Regions from separate parts of the Homo sapiens genome. Here region 1 is linked to region 2. The links are chromatin contacts, found by Hi-C in ENCODE. All regions are on one chromosome and are shown on one strand. Each heading gives the region's core, a stretch centred on a gene start or an enhancer-like site at or near the end of the contact. The rest is flanking DNA. Distances are from core to core; before and after follow the strand shown.

Evidence for each region. Hi-C counts contacts between places; a loop is a spot of excess contacts on that map. Pooled maps may share reads with other maps.
Region 1: a loop to region 2 is called in a map of naive thymus-derived CD4-positive, alpha-beta T cell, with 14 times the contacts of the local background. The contact joins the promoter of MAPK7 here to the promoter of USP22 in region 2. A Hi-C loop is called at or near these places in 1 of 168 maps with a recorded cell type or tissue (naive thymus-derived CD4-positive, alpha-beta T cell), 5 of 37 single-sample maps with no recorded cell type and 9 of 50 pooled maps.

The regions. Positions count from the first base shown.
Region 1 is chr17:19,376,176-19,381,737 of GRCh38, forward strand. It overlaps MAPK7 (mitogen-activated protein kinase 7), which reads left to right and starts at 2,323. Exons shown (of 7, transcript NM_002749.4): 1 at 2,323-2,455; 2 at 2,721-2,957; 3 at 3,607-3,772; 4 at 4,433-5,511. The coding sequence starts at 2,726. It also overlaps a transcript of B9D1 not described here. RefSeq lists silencers at 1,399-1,448, 2,159-2,218, 2,289-2,548 and enhancers at 1,719-1,948, 4,286-5,248.
Region 2 is chr17:21,039,245-21,044,691 of GRCh38, forward strand. USP22 (ubiquitin specific peptidase 22) reads right to left here and starts at 3,767. Exons shown (of 13, transcript NM_015276.2): 1 at 3,421-3,767. The coding sequence starts at 3,591. RefSeq lists a silencer at 3,453-4,052 and enhancers at 3,588-4,537, 4,538-5,447.

The DNA.
Region 1 (5,562 bases), core at 1,073-3,572, 1.7 Mb before region 2:
AAAGTAGTTCAGTGGTTGCAAGGGCTCTGGTGAAAGAGGAATGAGGAGTGACCGTTAATGGGTATAAACCAAAAATAAAATTAGAAGGCCCTTTGCAACCATCTGAATGGACTCCCTCCTTGGCCAGCACACCCTAAAATTTAACCTGAAAGACTGGTTCAGGCCACGATGGGAGGTGAGAGTTGGACATGCCTTATTATACCCCTCCAACATTAACATCAACACTGACCTTAAGTCTGATAAGAAATATTTGTCTATTCTCTCTATAGCCTGCTACTGGGAGGCTTCAACTGCATAATAAAACCTAGGTCTCCTGGCCAGGTGCAGTGGCTCACGCCTGTAATCCCAGCACTTTGGGAGGCCGGGAGCAGGGGGGCGTGGATGACTTGAGGTCAGGAGTTCGAGACCAGCCAGGCCAACAGGGTGAAACCCCATCTCTACTAAAATACAAAAAAAAAAAAAAAAAAAAAAAAAAAGCCGGGCTTGATGGCTCATGCCTGTGATCCCAGCTATTCGGGAGGCTGAGGCAGGAGACCAGGAGGGGGAGGTTGCAGTGAGCCGAGATCGCACCACTGCACTCCAGCCTGGGCAACAGAGTGAGACTCACTCTTCAAATAAAATAAAATAAAATAAAATAAAATAAAATAAAATAAAATAAAATAAACAACCAAAAAACCCTAGGTCTCCACAACCCCTTATCATAACCCAGATATTCCTTTCTATAGATAATAACTCTTGTAACCAACTGCCAATCAGGATATGTTTAAATCTACCTGTGACTTGGAAGCCCCTCCCCTTTGAGTTGTCCCGCCCTTCCAGAATAGACATTGAACAGACATTTCCCCAAAGGAGACAAATGGCCAATAAGCACATCAAATCAATGTCAATCTTGCATGTATTGACTTATGTATTATGTCTTCCTGAAATGTATAAAGGCTGACTATGCCCCGACCATCTTGGGCACATGTTGTAGGACCTCCTGAGGCTGTCACCACCATGTCCTTAACATTGGCAAAATAAACTTTCTAAATTGACTTGAGACTTGTCTCAGATACTTGGTTCACATAGGTTTCTTTTAGGGGCGATGAAAATGTTCCATAAACCACTCTACCTAAAATTAGGTAGTGATGATGGCTGCTCAACTGTGAATATACCAAAAAACACTGAATTGTACACTATAAAAGGATGAGTTTTATGGTATGTTATTAAAAGTTGTTTAAAAGTGAGGGACCCCTCCAGTTATTGATATGGAATGATCTTCAGGAAAAGAGCATAATATGCTACATTTTTGTACACCAAAGGGGAGGTAGGTACGAATATGCATACATATTGCTTTTTTCTAGAAGCCGCCTAGGAGTGAAACCAAAATTCTTCACTTCTTTTCGGCCCTACCTCGAGCTCCCTTTAGAAAACCTTTCCTTCCAGCTCACAGTATCCACCATGTCCACCTTCGCCTCCCGGCACTGAGCCTTAGAGGGGCGGTGCTCCATAAACATTTGCTACATGAATGAACGAATAAACTATCGGATTTTGGGGTGGGTCGGGACAGCTCGGTTCCAGCGAGGGCTCCGCCCACCCGCGGGCTCCGCAGAGGAGCAGAGGTTGGGCGGCCGCCTCGGTTAACTCCGCTGCAGCCCAAAGCACGGGAATCGCGGGACAGACAAACGAGCGGAGGGAAGATACCTAGAAGCCAGGAAACCGCGAGCTGCAGTCCAACTTGGCCGGAAGCTGCGGAGAGGCTCAGCCACCGGAAGTCAGTGGAGGGTTCGGCCGGACGCTCTAGAATCCCGGAGGACCGGGATCTCTGTGGTTGGCCGTGACGGGCACCCTCTACCGGGGATGACACATTCCCAGAGCTCCTGGGACCAAGCAAATGGCGGACACAATTCCCTGGGCGGAAGGGGACTTCGGGAGCCAGTAGCCAAGGTAACAGTCCCAGACCTGGGCATCTCAGGCCGGGCAGTTCCCCGAGCTCACGGGACTAGCTGTGATTGGCCGGATGAGGTTGAGAGCTTCATGGGGACGCGCGCGCTACGTGCAGGGGCGTTGCCTTCCATTCACTTGGCGCCCGACTGCCAGTGCGCATGCGTTTGAAGGCGGTGCAGGGCGGGGAGCACACCCCTGCGAAGTGCCGGGCACCCTTTGGGCGGCTCCCGCCGGCGAGCTGGACAGCGGCGCGCGCCAGGCGTGGCTTTCTCGGCCGGTGGGCTAGGATTGGACGCAGTAGGTAGAAGGGGCAGGACCCTCCGCAGCAGTAGCTCAGCGATTGGCCAGGAGCTGGAGGGAGCGTGGCCTTGGGAGGCGGGGCGGAGGGGGACGGACAGGGCAGCTCAAGACGCTGAGGTGGTGGCTGCGGCCTTTGAACAAGTAAGTGAGCCACCCTCGGAGACCCCCGCGCTGGGGACGGGAGGCCGGCGAGCCTCGGGACCTCTGAAAGCCTTGAGGAGGCGCGGGGGTGAGTGCGGCCCTGAGGAAACCCAGGTGCCCCGCCCCTCCCTTTCTTCCTGGCCCGCGCCTCGCCTACCCCTCCCCCGACCCTGGCGGGCCCCCGGCTCTGGGCCCGGACCCCTGGGGTAGCTAGTCTGCCACGAACCAGCCGCGCGCTTCTGCCCTTGTCGGTTTAGGAAACTGGGAAGTTCCCTGGTCCTGCTCCCCAGCCCGCAGAGGGGACACTGAGGCCCACGGTAGGTGGTCCTCTCCTCACCCGAGTCTCCACACAGACACCATGGCCGAGCCTCTGAAGGAGGAAGACGGCGAGGACGGCTCTGCGGAGCCCCCCGGGCCCGTGAAGGCCGAACCCGCCCACACCGCTGCCTCTGTAGCGGCCAAGAACCTGGCCCTGCTTAAAGCCCGCTCCTTCGATGTGACCTTTGACGTGGGCGACGAGTACGAGATCATCGAGACCATAGGCAACGGGGCCTATGGAGTGGTGTCCTCCGCCCGCCGCCGCCTCACCGGTGAGCTTCCTGAGCCGTCGCCTCCCAGATGTGGCAGCGTCGCAGGGAGTGGGAAACCGGCCTGTCCCAGACAGCCGGGAAGGAAAGCGGGGTGCGAGTTCTGGCTCCAGTCAACACACACTGACCAGGGCCTTCTGCCTGCCAGGCTCCGGGGAGGCTCGGTTCTCTGAAACTCCGGCCTGGTGGTTTTGCCATCCTGCCTGCCTACTTCCTCCTTAGGAAAATGATAGTCCCAGTTAGACCAGAATGGAGAGCCAGTCCTTCGTGTCTAAGAGAGAAATGTGTTCTGGAGCCAGACACTGGCATAAGGAACTGGTGGTGGGATGGGTGAGGTCTGAGATGGAGAGGGTGTAGGCATAAGAGGCTGAGCTACACCACTGGGCATCCGTGCAACCTCCAACAAGTTACTAAGCCATATTTCCTTCTCTTTAACGTTGACCTATTGGGACCTGCCCCGCAGGGGAGTTGTGAAGGTAACATTTAATAATGTAGGTAACATGCTTAGCACAGGGCTTGGCACATAGTAGGTACCCAATACTTGGTAGCTGTTGTCATTTGCATCCTAGAAGGGAGGTGTTGATAGGGGCTGAGTCGACTCTGCAGTTTCTCCAAGGTATCCTCTGGTATGTCCCTTTTCCCTGCTCCTCAGGCCAGCAGGTGGCCATCAAGAAGATCCCTAATGCTTTCGATGTGGTGACCAATGCCAAGCGGACCCTCAGGGAGCTGAAGATCCTCAAGCACTTTAAACACGACAACATCATCGCCATCAAGGACATCCTGAGGCCCACCGTGCCCTATGGCGAATTCAAATCTGTGTAAGAAGCGGGATGGGAGAGGGAGCCAGACTTGGGACTTTTCTGAAGGCTGCAACCATGTTGCCGAAGTTCTGGAAAGGCAGCTGAATCTAATCTGAAGCAGGCTGGGAAAATTCCCGCAGTTCTAGGACCAGTTCTTTAGAGTTTTGCCAGGGACAACTGTTATTCCTCAAGAAGTGTACAGATGATTTTACAGTTTTATAGAATCTTAGTATATAGGATGTCAAATGTAGGACATTCCTACTATGACCACACCCTCCTATTCCCATAGCAGACTTCACTAATCAATCACAGAACACTTTCCTACAGACAGTGGACAAGCCTGGTCAATTTTCATCATAGTTCTTCAAGCTGCCACTACCAAACAATGGAGATAGCCCCAAAAGGAAACCTATTGGCCAGCCCTGGTGTAGTCCAACCCCATCTTTTATCTGATGGGGAAACTAGGTCTGGAGACAAAAGTGATTTAACCAAGTTCATGGAAAAGTCGTAGAGAATCTAAAACGTGATGCTCTTCTTCCATACCATGCCGTCAGCCCCTATGGGGTCCCAGGGTAAGGCTGTTACCTGTCTGGAATCGGAAGGGTGTGGTGAGGATGGGGCTTGTCCCTGGAGTGTGATCAGGCCAACCCATGCTTCTCTCCTTCCTTCCCCTTCCAGCTACGTGGTCCTGGACCTGATGGAAAGCGACCTGCACCAGATCATCCACTCCTCACAGCCCCTCACACTGGAACACGTGCGCTACTTCCTGTACCAACTGCTGCGGGGCCTGAAGTACATGCACTCGGCTCAGGTCATCCACCGTGACCTGAAGCCCTCCAACCTATTGGTGAATGAGAACTGTGAGCTCAAGATTGGTGACTTTGGTATGGCTCGTGGCCTGTGCACCTCGCCCGCTGAACATCAGTACTTCATGACTGAGTATGTGGCCACGCGCTGGTACCGTGCGCCCGAGCTCATGCTCTCTTTGCATGAGTATACACAGGCTATTGACCTCTGGTCTGTGGGCTGCATCTTTGGTGAGATGCTGGCCCGGCGCCAGCTCTTCCCAGGCAAAAACTATGTACACCAGCTACAGCTCATCATGATGGTGCTGGGTACCCCATCACCAGCCGTGATTCAGGCTGTGGGGGCTGAGAGGGTGCGGGCCTATATCCAGAGCTTGCCACCACGCCAGCCTGTGCCCTGGGAGACAGTGTACCCAGGTGCCGACCGCCAGGCCCTATCACTGCTGGGTCGCATGCTGCGTTTTGAGCCCAGCGCTCGCATCTCAGCAGCTGCTGCCCTTCGCCACCCTTTCCTGGCCAAGTACCATGATCCTGATGATGAGCCTGACTGTGCCCCGCCCTTTGACTTTGCCTTTGACCGCGAAGCCCTCACTCGGGAGCGCATTAAGGAGGCCATTGTGGCTGAAATTGAGGACTTCCATGCAAGGCGTGAGGGCATCCGCCAACAGATCCGCTTCCAGCCTTCTCTACAGCCTGTGGCTAGTGAGCCTGGCTGTCCAGATGTTGAAATGCCCAGTCCCTGGGCTCCCAGTGGGGACTGTGCCATGGAGTCTCCACCACCAGCCCCGCCACCATGCCCCGGCCCTGCACCTGACACCATTGATCTGACCCTGCAGCCACCTCCACCAGTCAGTGAGCCTGCCCCACCAAAGAAAGATGGTGCCATCTCAGACAATACTAAGGCTGCCCTTAAAGCTGCCCTGCTCAAGTCTTTGAGGAGCCGGCTCAGAGGTGCCTTGTGGGCAGGTCGGGTGGGCAGAGGGGAGACTTGGACTTGGACAA
Region 2 (5,447 bases), core at 2,517-5,016:
CCGGCAGAAATATTTTTATAGTCTGCAATACAAGAGTTTTATGGCAATTCGGGCCAGGCGCGGTGGCTCATGCCTGTAATCCCAGCACTTTGGGAGGCCAAGATGGGCGGATCACCTGAGGTTGGGAGTTCGAGACCAGTCTGACCAACATGAAGAAACCCCATCTCTACGAAAAATACAAAATTAGCCAGGCATGGTGGCGCATGCCTGTAATCCCAGCTACTTGGGAGAATCACTTAAACCCTGGAGGGGGAGGCTGTGGTGAGCCGAGATCACGCCATTGCCCTCCAGCCTGGGCAAAAAGAGTGAAAACCCCATCTCAAAAAACAGAGTTTTACTGCAATTCAAGCTTCTTTTGGACAGAAATTTATCAAGCCTGGTCATGTTTTTGTCATGTTCTGCCTGTTAAAAGAAGAATCAAAGTTTGGGTACAAAATGCATAATCCATCTGTCCTTAGATAACAAAACTCGTAATTCCTATTCATTCAGGGATTCATTTCTTTAAACTGTACCTGAGATGTCCATCTCAAAAAGTACCTTTGTTTGTTTACAAAGATTATAATTCAAGTTGAAGTTTGTTTTGAGATAGGTTTTGTTGTCCAGGCTGGAGTACAGTGGCACAATCATCAGCTTAAAGTACTTTTACAGTCAAGTTCATATCATTAAAACCAAAAATATGGCTGGGCTCAGTGGCTCTGGCCTGTAATCCCAGCACTCTGGGAGACAGGAGGATGGCTTGAGTCCAGGAGTTCAAGACCAGCCTGTGCAATATAGTGAGACACTGTCTCTACAAATATTAGCCGGTCGTGGTGACACACGCCCGTAGTCCCAGCTACTCAGGAGAGGCTGGAGTCCAGGAATCTGAGGCTGCAGTGATCACTGACCAGACCATTGCACTCCATCCTGGGTAACAGAGCAAGACTCTGTCTCTACAAAAAATAATTTTTAATAAAATAAAATTTAAAAAACAAAATGTCCTAAGCTTACAGATCTGATGGAAATCCTATGCAGATTGTCCAACTGTTAATCATCAGGTTTGTTAAACTATTTCCCAAACCAACTCTTCCTTAACTGGGCCACTAGAGAGTGCTAGAAATGCAGGACACCGCACATGAAGTGATACAGGTAAATAAGTCCCCCCAGTCAGAGGAAAAAGCATGGAGGGCTTAAGGGCTCCTTGCTGGCACACTGCCAACTGGCACTGCAGCAGCCCCCACCTAAATTTTGAAAGAAATATTTTTCACTACCCGACTACAGTTCAACTTCTAATTGGTGAATAACATACATGTGGCTCAACAGTTTTGAAACTAAGCAACTGACATCTGAAATTAAAAGATTAATCAGAGCCATAAGTAGCGCAAAAAAAAAAAGTAATTCTTAACTTTAGGAAATTAGGCAAAGTTAGTTAATGATGGTTTAAACTTGACTCCTTCTATTTGGTTAAAAAATACCAGAGGGGGGAAGAAAGGGAGAGGGAGGGAGGGAACGGAAAAAGAAAAGGAGGGAGAGGAAGAGTGGGGCGGTCCCCACTTCATCCAAAGTAGTAACAAATCTTGGGCGCGTCACGTCCCAATCCGGACACTACTGACCCAGAGTAGCAACAGCACATTCCCTGTAGAAGACTGGCTTCAACCAGGCCACCCTTTTTTTTTTTTTTCCGGAGGGGGTCTTGCTCTGTCACCCAGTCTGGAGTACAGTGGCGCGATCACTGCTCACTGCAACCTCCGCCTCCCGGGTTGAAGTGATTCTCCTGCCTCAACCTCTGGAGTAGCTGGGATTACAGGCGCCCGCCATCACACCCGGCTACTTTTCGTATTTTTAGTAGAGATGAGGTTTCACCATGTTGGCCAGGCTGGTCTCGAACTCCTGACCTCGTGATCTGCCCCCCTCGGCCTCCCCACGTGCTGGGATTACAGGCGTCAGCCACCGCGCCAAGCCAGGCCATCTTTTCTTAAAGACACACAATTCTACTAGCAAGACTCTAACTCCGATCCTGAAACGTTTTATGTCTGATTTTAGTTCATCCAGACATAACGCTACCTGATACCATTACAGATAAAAAAAATTTTGAGGCCGGGCACGGTGGCTCATGCCTGTAATCCCAACACTTTGGGAGGCAGAGGCGGGTGGATCACCTGAGATCAGGAGTTCCAGACCAGCCTGGCCAACATGGTGAAACCCCGTCTCTACTAAAAATACAAAAATTAGCCGGGCGTGGTAGCAGGAGCCTGTAATCCCAGCTACTCAGGAGGCTGAGGCAGGAGAATCGGCTGAACCCGGGAGGCGGAGATTGTAGTGAGCCGAAATCGCGCCACTGCACTCCAGCCTGGGGTACAAAGCGAGACTTCGTCTCAAAAAAATAATTTTTTTTTTGAATTACTGCTTAACATACCCTACAATCTCAGCGAGCCTGTTGGTATTCCCATAAATAAAAAAATGCCACTCAAGGTGGAAACTGCCCTCACAACTCCCAATCTCGGATTGTAATCTACAAAAGCGCGTGAAACTGTAAAAATAAACTTTATTCACATAGAAGAATCACGTTACGTTTTGATTTCCAAACCCTTACCAAGCCTAACTGCGGGACGCAAGACTGGGCTCCCCGAGGGGACTCACTCCTGGTTAAGGCCTCCCACAGCCCACGGCGCGCTTCCAAGTCTACTCCTCAGCCGCAACGCAAACCCGGGCTGTGGCTCCGCACCCACAGGCTCGCCCCGGCCCCAGCCCCTGCCGCCCTCCACCTCCAGCTCCTCGCGGGCCCCGAGGCAGCCGCGAAGCTCCGGCCCCGCGCCCCCCAGCCCGCCTCCTGCCCCAGCTCCCGTCCAAGGTCGCTCCTGGCGGCGGGTGACCGCTGCAGACCAACGCCCAGAACTCGACAGCCCCCCATCCTTTACTCATTTTTTTGAAATATTTCTTTCTCTGCACCCGCATCCAGCCCCGAACCCTCCAGAACCAGGAGAGTTCCCCGCAAGGACCTCGCGCAGGAACGCCCGGGACCGCCCACCGAAGTCCCAGGCTCCCCAGGCAGCAGGGCAGGAGAACACCACCCCCGGCCCGGAAGCACTCGCCCCTCCCGGGCCAAGAAGGATAAGGGAGGGGGAGGGCGGAGAGAAAGGAGGGGGAGGGGACAGAGAGGAGGGGGAGGGGACAGAGAGGAGGGGGAGGGAAAGGAAGAATGGGGGAAGGGGGGAGAGGGGAAGGATAGGAAGATGAGGAGATAAGGGAAGGGAGAGAGTTGAGGGGGGAAGGAAAGGAGGGGGAAGGGGTAAAGAGAAGAGAGGGCAGAAGGAGAGAGGAAGAGGAAGGACAGGGAAAGGCAACGGGGGAAGGGAAGAGGGCAGGAAAAGGGCCCCTCCGCCGGCCGGCCTCAGGAGCGGCAGAAGGCCCCGAGCCCGCCGCGCGGTGGGCTGCCGGGCGCACCTTGCGCTTGCGGGCCTCAGCCGTGCCGCTCCACACGAAGCACTGGTAGATGGCCCGCAGGTTCTGCTTCCAGTTGTCCACCTTGAAGCTGCCCAGGTGCGAGCAGCCCGGCGGCGCTACCGCCAGCTCGGCGTCCATGGCCTCGCCCTCGGGCTCTGGCCGGGACACCATGGGGGGCAAGGCCCGGCCGCGCGCGGGGGGCGGCGGCGAGGGAGGCGAGGACGACGCCAGCGCGGCGTGGGGGCTGCTCGGCGGCTGGCCAGGCTGGCCAAGGCCCGGGCGCCGAGAACAAAGCGCGGAGGCCGGACAAAGATGGGGCTGCGCGATCGCCGAGGGGAGGCTGCAAGGCAGGCACCGCCCCCGAGCTGCGGCTGCTGCGGACCGCCTGCGCTGCGCTCTCGCGGTTCGCGGAGGGTGTCGCGGGGCGGGGCGCCGCGGCCGCGGACGGAGATTACGTCACCCCCCCCCCCCCTCCCGGCCGGCACCGCACTGCGCAGTCTCCAGCCCGCGCCAGGCCCTTCCCCCACACTCGCGCGCCCGTTAGGCTCTGGGTAGACCCGCGCCCGAGGAAGCGTGGTAGGGGGGGGAAGCTAACGAGGGCCCGCCCCTCCCCTTCCTTTATTGGTAGTAGGCCACCCCCCCCCCCCCCCCGGCACCTTCGGCTATTGTCATAGGCTCTCAGTATAGTCCGTCTGGTACAGAGCCGCCTCCCGGGACCCTGGCGGCTAGACGTTCCCTGTCTCTTCCAGAGGACTGGGGAGGCGGGGGCGTGCTGCGGTTGGGCGGCGCGAGACGTCAGTCCTAGCACTGAACCGGTTTGCGCCGGCCTGAGCTCTGCCGCAAAGAGGCGGGGCGATGAGCTGGAGCGCCGCAGGTCGGGCCTCCATCCAGGGCCTGCGCTTTCCCACCCAAAAGCACCCCCTAATCGGGAGCTGTTTGCAGGGCCCCCGGTTGCCGTAACCTGGCTCGGGCCCTGCAGTGCCGTGGCCCGGGGCTGGAACTGCCTGCCAACTGCCTGGTAGGCGCTGCCCCCGGCCGCAAGCTGGGGCGCCTCCTGTCGGGAGCCCGCTGATAGTGAGGGCCAACCCGGCGCCATCCAGTTTAAAGAGGCATCTGCGCGCCACACGCCTGACACTTCACATTTGCTAGTGGCTACATTTTTCTAATGAAAAAAGAAAGTTACAGTAATATATCTCAACCCAATAAAGTCAAATTATTTCAGCATGTAGGCAGTATTGCAAAATCGTTAGTGGAATGTTTTACAGTTTTTGCAGCAAGTCTTGGAAATCTGGTATTTACACTTAAAGCACATCCAATTCCTACTAGCTGCTACCGCAGTGGGCGGCACAGGTCTAATCGGTATACAAATAACTGACCCAAGGCAAACTGAGAAGACATTTAAAGACGAATGCAAACGAAGTTCTGGGGGAACCAGGGCGCCAAGGGTCTGGGGGAACTTGGATAAGGTGTCAGGTGTGGAGCTGCTCCCCTGTACTCATCCCGCTGCTAACTGCTTTGCTCATTCATTCATCCACAGATTGCAGGAAACAGCAATTGCCGTCCAGAACCATCACAAGTTAAAAAATAAAGATTGTGATCTCACAACACTTAAAGCTACAGGGTTTAATGGACTGACGACTGGGATAAAGCTTTTGTGGCCAAGACAAATTGCCGAGCACAGGTTTTTGCCTCATGGCCTTCGTGCTTGCAGTACCCTCTCCCTAAAATGCTTTCCCTACCCCCTCACCCTCTGCATCCTTATATTCCATGTCTGATGCTCGCTCACCTCCTTCCAGCTTTATCACACACCTCCTTTTCCGTGAAAAGGAAAATTGCCACCCTAATGAAAATTGCAAGCCCCCCAAAATTCTCCATTCCCTTACCCTGCTTTGTTTTTCTCCAAAGAATTTATCACTATCTGGCGTAATGAATATTTACTTATTTTTTTTATTGTCTCTTCCCTTAATAGCATGAAAAATTACGAGAGGGTAATCTTTTTTTTTTATTTTTTATTTTTGAGACAGAGT